2 separate regions of the Homo sapiens genome follow, and region 2 is linked to region 1. The links are chromatin contacts, found by Hi-C or POLR2A ChIA-PET in ENCODE. All regions are on one chromosome and are shown on one strand. The core of a region is the stretch at or near the end of the contact, and the rest is flanking DNA. Distances in the headings are between cores, read along the strand shown.

The links. Hi-C counts contacts between places; a loop is a spot of excess contacts on that map. ChIA-PET counts read pairs that join two places held with the same protein, here RNA polymerase II (POLR2A). Pooled maps may share reads with other maps.
Region 2: a loop to region 1 is called in a pooled map, with 2.1 times the contacts of the local background. The contact joins two enhancer-like sites. A Hi-C loop is called at or near these places in 1 of 168 maps with a recorded cell type or tissue (endothelial cell of umbilical vein) and 2 of 50 pooled maps. POLR2A ChIA-PET finds 5 or more read pairs at or near these places in 4 of 52 experiments (AG04449, OCI-LY7, activated B cell and 1 more).

What each region holds. Positions count from the first base shown.
Region 1 is chr10:17,755,223-17,759,350 of GRCh38, reverse strand. The region is part of intron 1 of TMEM236 (transmembrane protein 236); the gene reads right to left. Among named protein-coding and RNA genes, the nearest start is that of TMEM236, 5.1 kb to the right of the region's middle. Within about 2 kb of position 2,375, at least 3 of the 41 ENCODE cell types and tissues checked have a DNase peak (open chromatin) inside an H3K27ac peak, as active enhancers do.
Region 2 is chr10:17,852,270-17,856,397 of GRCh38, reverse strand. MRC1 (mannose receptor C-type 1) reads right to left here. Exons shown (of 30, transcript NM_002438.4): 8 at 3,274-3,431; 9 at 46-156. Among named protein-coding and RNA genes, the nearest start is that of MIR511, 9.2 kb to the right of the region's middle. Within about 2 kb of position 1,902, at least 2 of the 41 ENCODE cell types and tissues checked have a DNase peak (open chromatin) inside an H3K27ac peak, as active enhancers do.

The DNA.
Region 1 (4,128 bases), core at 1,126-3,625:
ACAGTCTGGGAACCTCCACAAATATTCTAGGATTATCCTACTGCCAATGTACCTTCTCAATGAAGATCTGCTCCAGTTTCAGGCTAGCCTTGTAGCTCAATGTTATCACACATCTACTGATATTCCAGGAAAATAACTCTCTTATTTCCTGGAATACACAGTTTGGTGTGTATATAAATAGCTTTCTTCATTCCCCCAACCATCTCACTTGTTTATTATGAATTCTGGCAGGCATCCCTAGAATGGAGCCATAATTCCAGAAAAATCAGGAAGTGTTAATGAGAGAAGGGGAAAGTACTGGATTAAAGTTCAGCCTCCAGTACATTTTAAGCTCTCTGAAATTGTTTCCTCCCTCATAAAATGGGAATTATGTCTGCTTGGTCAACTTTACAACACTGGCATGGAGGCCTAGTGAGAACATGAAATGAAAACCATAACATAATAAAACATAAATATGACATAAAATAACACATAATACCTCTGTTAATGTAAAACATTTCTGAGATACTAATGATCTCACCATTCTGGTGTTCATTCTTCTCAAAGAATAAAAGAAACCTACAAAATTCTCCAAAATCGAGGAATATTACTCACAGGATATATTTTCCTTCAGTTTTATTGCCACTTCTACCACTTTTCAGAGTCATTCTGAAGATTTAACACGATCACATTTTTAATGAAAATAGTAAATTCAGTTTGAGGTCATAACACTTATATTCAATGAATGATTACTACAGACCAGTTGCTATGCTAGGAACTTTACACGCATGATCTTATGAAATTTCTTAAAACAGCACTCCAAGAAAGAAACTAAGTTGTCTCTGTTTTGCTCACGAAAAAATTAAGGCTCAAAGAATTCAAATAACTCACATAAGGTTTCATGGTCAATGTCAAGGCTAGGATTTGAATCCAGGCCAGTTTTCCTTTACATATATTCCTGGGGCACACCATTTACTGACTGATGACTCACTCTCTCCTGAAGACCAGCCTCACAGGGCTCATGACACCAGCCTGGACCTTCAGGGAAGCTCTCAGATAAGCCTCATCAACATCAAATCATGAATGTTCAGGGTCTATGAAATTTCACATAAACAACTATTTGACTATTCCTCAAAAATAATTCATATGCTCAATCCTTACTTTGTCTAGTAGCAATTATTTTTGCATCATCTTCATGTAGCAATCAAGACATGACACCCTATATATTACCCCATATATTATAAGAGCCAAATGCACTCTGGGTGAAATTATGTTAATGACATTAAAAGCACTGCATTTTTCTGGCTGCACCTGGTGGCTTACGCCTGTAATCCCAGCACTTTGGGAGACCAAAGTGGGCGGATCACTTGAGGTCAGGAGTTGGAGACTAGCCTGGCCAATATGGTGAAACTGTGCCTCTACTAAAAATAAAAAAATTAGCCAGGCGTGGTGGCGCACACCTGTAATCCCAGCTACTCAGGAGGCTGAGATGAGACAATAGCTTAAACCCCAGAGGTGGAGGTTGCAGTGAGCGGATATCATGCCACTGCATTCTAGCCTGGGCAACAGAGTAAGACTTCATCTCAAAAAACACAAAACAAAACAAATAAACAAAAAAAGCATTGCATTTTTCTTGAAACACACCTGGCATTCAAAGTCAGAAAAAATAAAGGAAAAGAAAATTGTATGAGATACAGGAAATTGTATGGAATCAGACAGACCTAGGCTCACAAATCCTAGCTCCCCCATTACATAGCTTTTTTTTTTTTTTTTGAGACAGGGTTTTGCTGTGTGACCCAGGCTAGAGTGCAGTGGCATGATCTCAACACACTGCAGCCTTGATCTCCAGGGCTCAAGTGATCGTCCCCCTTTAGCTCCCAGAGCAGCTGAGACTACAGTCACGTACCACCATGCCTGGCTAATTTTTTAATTTTTTTGTAGAGACAGGGTCTCACTACGTTGCCTAGGCTGGTCTTGAACTCCTGTGCTCAAGCGATCCTCACACCTAAGCCTCTCAAAGTCTTGGGATTACAGGCAGGAGCTACCATGCCTGGCTCCACTTGCTAGCTTTATCAGTTGACAAAGTTAATTACTTCAAGTTTCAGTTTCTTTGTCTATAAAATGAGAACTTTAGCATGTACACTTCGCTGAGTTGTTGTAAAGTTTAAACTTAACAGTACAGAAGGTGTAAAGCTCCTAGAACAGTGCTCAGTGGCTGCTTCTCTTCTATGCCAGTAAAAGATAACTATATGATAATGCTCACGAATGTGGCCAGAAGGAAACAGTTTCAGTTTCACTGAAATTACAGATAACCTGTCCACTGTCTAAACACTATTTAAAACACGTGTGGCCAGCAACACCGGCAAAACAGAAACTAAAGACTGGAAGTGTATTTCCCAAAAGAAATCACTGAGAGATGTAGTCATGACAACCCGAAACACTTTAGCACAGGGGAGGTACCTGAGCCAGATGCACAACATGAAATCTGAACAGACACCAGAGATGACTGGTATACCACATGCACTAAGGGGCAGAAACAAAAGCCTACTCTGTTCCTTAACTCTCAATTGCCCCAGGAGAATGGGACCTTGTCCTTCAAAGAGGCAGTTTGGGACAGTGGCTAGAAGTACCCATTATGGAGTCAGGTAGACCTAGGTCCAAAGTCTGCCTCTTCCACTCTGTCTAGTTCACTGACTTTGGGAGAGCTGCTGAAACTCTCTAATCGGCAATTTTCTCTAGGCAATAATAACGATAAACTCATAAAAATTCTACTTTAGGCTGGGCACAGTGGTTCATGCCCGTAATCCCAGCACTTTGGGAGGCTGAGGCGGGCAGATCACTTGAGGTCAGGAGTTCGAGACCAGCCTGGCCAACATGGGGAAAATCCATCTCTACTAAAAATACAAAAATTAGTCGGGTGTGGTCGTGCACAACTGTAATCCCCACTACTCAGGAGGCTGAGGCAAGAGAATCGTGTGAACCTGGGAGGCAGAGGTACAGGGAGCCTAGATCGCTCCTCTGCACTCCAGCCTGGGCAACAGAGCTAGACTCCATCTCAAAAAGAAAAAAAATACTTTATGAGGTGAAGTAGATATTTCTCTGTCTTTTTGTTTTTCAGAGTTGGGGGTCTCCATCTGTCACCCAGGCTAGAGTGCAGTGGCACAATCATAGATCACTGCAGGCTCAAACTCCTGGGCTCAAGCCAACCTCTTGAATAGCTGGGACTACAGGCGTGCACCACCACATCCTGCTGATTTTGTAATGTTTTGTAGAGACGAGGTCTCACTATGTTGCCCAGGCTGATCTCTAACTCTGGGCTTCAATCAATCCTCCCACCTTGGCCTCCCAAAGTGTTGGGATTAAAGGTGTAAGCCACTGTGCCTGGCCTATGAAGTACGTGTTTCTGTACCACCTCATATCAGTACTTACATGGCACATAATCAGTGATCTATAAAGAATCAATTATAGCCTAATAATAATAACAGTAAGTTATATGGGAAGGTTTGCTGCCTAAATGACATTCAGAATCTAGAGTCTTAGGGATTTGAGTCAATGTGAAAACAAAAAACCAAAATACAAAAAAACCCAAGAGCTTCTTCCTGGGCTGTGGTGGGCCAGTTTCCCATTGGTTTATTCCTGTTGTCATTTGAACCTTCCACCATTCCCTCAAAATTCCAACCCAGCCAGGAATCTTGGACAGTCAAAGCCACCCCTACAGGGTGTGAGAGGTGGAGGGTCAAGCCCAGCTCCAAGCTACCCCTTAGGTGACCCTGGGGCTCTGGTCAAGGTTTGGAAAGCCCCTAAACCCTACTGATAAAAGCAGTGCCAACAACATAATGCTTTATTTCCAGAAACCCCTTAAGACCCCTGCTTTCGGGAAAATGAAAGTCTCCTGGCAAGGTTCGCAGAAGTAGCCACATCTGGGATCGGTACCTAAAGACAGCACCATGAACTTCACATGTCAGCTCTCCATCAGCATCCTCCCAACCTCAGCAATGGTATTTCTAGCTCTATTGCAGAGTCTATTATTTTTACATTTCTGCCCTTGCGTGGATGTGCAAATTCCCAGTGCCTCACTTTTCACATGTGTTCTATGTCATTCGCTTTCAAAATAAAACATCGGCCGGGAGCAGTGGCTTATGCCTATAA
Region 2 (4,128 bases), core at 653-3,152, 98 kb before region 1:
CTCATACGTGCTCAGCTTAAGTCACTGTGGGCATGGTGCACTCACTTTCCTGCAGCCTTTTTCGACTTCCACTATTTCTGGACCTTGGCTTCGTGATTTCATCTTGCAGATGTAGCCAAGAGGCCACTCACAGCCCCGATCTGCCCAGTACCCATCCTGCAGGGAGCAGAGAGAGAGAAAAAAATAAAGGATTATCAGTTTGGGGACCTTTTTTTTTTTTTTTTTTTTGAGACAGTGTCTCACTCTGTCCCCCAGGCTGGAGTGCAGTGGCGCGATCTTGGCTCATGGCAACCTCTGCCTCCCAGGTTCAAGTGATTCTCCTGCCTCAGCCCCCCTAGTAGCTAGGATTACAGGAACCCACCACCAAGCTCTGCTAATTTTTTGTATTTTTAGTAGAGATGGGGTTTCACCATGTTGGCCAGGCTGGTCTTGAACTCCTGACCTCAGGCGATCCACCCACCTTGGCCTCCCAAAGTGCTGGGATTACAGGCATGAGCCACTGCGCCCGGCCAATTTTGGACTTTGATGTTATTTTCTTGTAACTGTGCCTCAGAGGAGGAAAATTAAGATCCAAGGTTATTGAGAGAAAACGGCATCTACTGAAAGGAAAGGTAATTGACATGTTCATATGTAAACAGTAATTTTGACTCTAGCTACAAACATGTAAAAAGTGATTGGAGCCGCAATATGATTTTATATCTGAGATGTCCAAGCCATTGTTTAGAGGAATCCAGGGAGAAATTAAAAATGTCTGTAAGTCCTTGGATGACGGTGCTCGCAAGAGGTTTGCATGCAGCCTCTTTTTTTTTTTTTTTTTTTTTTTTTTGAGACGGAGTCTCGCTCTGTTGCCCAGGCTGGAGTGCAGTGGCTCTGATCTTGGCTCACTGCAAGCTCCACCTCCCAGGTTCACACCATTTTCCTGCCTCAGCCTCCTGAGTAGCTGGGACTACAGGCGCCTGCCACCACGCCCTGCTAATTTTTTATATTTTTAGTAGAGACGGGGTTTCACCGTGTTAGCCAGGATGGTCTCGATCTCCCGACCTCATGATCCGCCTGCCTCGGCCTCCCAAAGTGCTGGGATCACAGGCGTGAGCCACTGGGCCCGGCCGCATGCAGCGTCTTCATCAATCCCTGCAGTCAGCTCTGTCTTCAAATTAATCAAGTTCATATACGCCATCCAGAAAAATCTCCTGCACCCAACACACCAACTTGAAAGCATCATGAAACCACAGTCATCTTTTCTGCCTTCTTCCTATTTCTACTGATGAGTGCTCCCCTGGATCTGAGGCTCAACCTTCCACTTTATTTCAGATTCTATCCCCTCTCTTTTCCTTTGAGATTTCATGTTAAAAGGACCTCTCCTTTCCTTCCCTTCGCTGCTAAACATCTTGAAAAAAATGTTTTCTGGGCCAAGCGCGGCGGCTCACGCCTATAATCCCAGCACTTTGGGAGGCCAAGGCGGGTGGATCACCTGAGGTCAGGAGTTCAAGACTAGCCGGGCCAACATGGTGAAACCCTGTCTCTACTAATAATACAAAAAAGTTAGCTGGATGTGGTGGTGCACGCTTGTAATCTCAGCTACTCGGGAGGCTGAGGCAGGAGAATCGCTTGAACTCTCGAGGCAGAGGTTGCATTGAGCCAAGATTGTGCCATTGCACTCCAGCCTGGGCAGCAAGAGCAAAACTCTGTCTCAATAAATAAATAAATAAATAAAATGTTTTCTGTATTGTCTGTCTTTAACTCCTCATATCCTAGTTGGTCTCAGCCCAGTGCAATCTGACACGTAAGCCTTTAGCCAGAGTAACATTTATAAATTGCCACTTTGGTTTTACCCCTCCGAGACAACTCATGTTTCTTGAACCTCAGTTCCTACCCACCCTTCCGGCTCTGACTTCATGATTTCAACCACACTGACCTTTCACCTCCTCCAAGCATGCTGCTTTCTGGTTTCTTCTGTCTACTCTTTGGATAGTTAACACCTAATATGTTCTTAAACTTTCAATCCATCACAATAAAAACAACCACAATGACAAAAATAACAGCCACAGTGACAAAAATAAACAACCACAATGACAAAAATTATTGAACAATAAATATGGGCTGGGAACTGTGTACCACACATGCATTATTTAATACTCATATCCTGGGCCTGGCACAGTGGCTCACGCCTGTAACCTCAACACTTTGGGAGGCTGAGGCAGGCAGATCGCTTGAGCTTAGGAGTTCAAGACTAGCTTGGGCAACATGGCAAAACTCCATCTGTACCAAAAATACAAAAAATTAGCCAGGCGTGGTGGCACGCACCTTTAGTCACAGCTATTTGGGAGGCCTGAACCCAGGAGGTCAAGACTGCAATGAGCTGAGATTGCACCACTGCACTGCAGCCTGGGTGACAGAGCAAGACTCTGTCTTAAAAAACAAACAAACAAACAACAACAACAACAAAAAAAAAAACCTCATATCCACAGGTGAGCTAAGTACAGCTCTTATTCCCATTTTGCAAATAAAGGAGTCAGTCACACAGCAAAACTCAGCCTCTTAATCACTGTGTTTACCATCTATTAATAAAAGATAAATTTGATAACATTTTTCAATCACTGAGGTCATATTTCAATCATAAAAGCAATCATTTCATATGACAGCTCCATGTAAACTGAAAAAAATGAATGTAGCTCCCCAAGTACAGCTTCCAGACCTAATCCACCGTAGCTGTAAGTAGATCTGCATCTACTTGGTGTATATATATCTCTCACATATATACGGGGCTACAATCTCTTTTTACATATATATATATATACACACACACACACACACACACACACACATACATATATATCTCTTTTTACATCTCTTGTAATCATATATATGGCTTATAATAACTTTTTATATATACATGCATAATCATATATATGGCTTAATTGGTCAGATGAGAGCTTTGGTGGATATATATATACACCATTATAATATGGCACTATATATATGGCCATGTACATATATAGTGCCATAGAAACAATATGAGTATTCATTACAGGCGAATTTCATCCTTGACCCAAAAGTTTCTGTCCATTGCTTCAGTGATCCTCTTGAAAATTTGACTTTGCTAGACAGTTGAGAGGGATTCAAGAAATCAAATCTGAATTTTGGTTCACCTTTGATCCATGCCAATTTATGTAGAATAAAAACAATCTAAACAAACATATGTAACTGACTGGGACAGAAGGAAAAATCCCCCGTGACTTTCATTATAAATATCAGTCATTCAAGTGGCCTTACCTTGCCTTTCATCACCACACAATCCTCCTGTCTGTTGTTTTCATGGCTTGGTTCTCCACGAAGCCATTTGGTAAACGTTACAGGGGTCCCATCACTCCACTCAAAGTACATTTGAATCTTAATGTCATTTAAGCCGATCCACAATTCGTCATTTGGCTCTAAACAGGAAGAAACACACAGTGGTATATACAAGGGTTGCTTTCCAAAGGTCGGGGGGTAAAAGGAACGGAAGGCACTCTGCTTTATCAACAGGGCTCTACCTCCCTTGATATGATCACCATCATGAAAGATAGTCCTCATGAGTGCTCATCTGACCTACATGCTGTCGACTTAGATGCCAACTACATTTTACCTTGTTAGTTTTAGGCTGTGTAGTGTACCCTTTACATTGTGAATATGACTGTATTCTTTAGTGGAAATATTGTAGATTGTATCTCCTGGCAGTTACAAAAACAAAATTGAGGTAGGTCTATTACTATGCTCTATCTTATGAAGCTGCTTTTATTGTTGCAAATAATTTACCATGCCAACTGCACTCATGTTATTGATGGTAGCCTATTTATATACATCTGTTTGACTATGATTAAATTGATGAATGTTTTCAAATAACAAAAATTTTAAACTGCTTCTATTTTACTGACTCTTGTTATCAAGAACATTCTAGATACTTCCGTTAAAGATCAATCACTGTACTGGGAGTGAAAATTATCTATATAGTGAAAGAATTATAAACCAAGAGGTGAGACTTGCACCTGACATTTGGTACCTATCTATTATGCTGTATATACAAATGAATCTGTAATCATTTTCATCATGAAATGCCAGGAAATTCCAGCAAAACTTAAATAACAAATG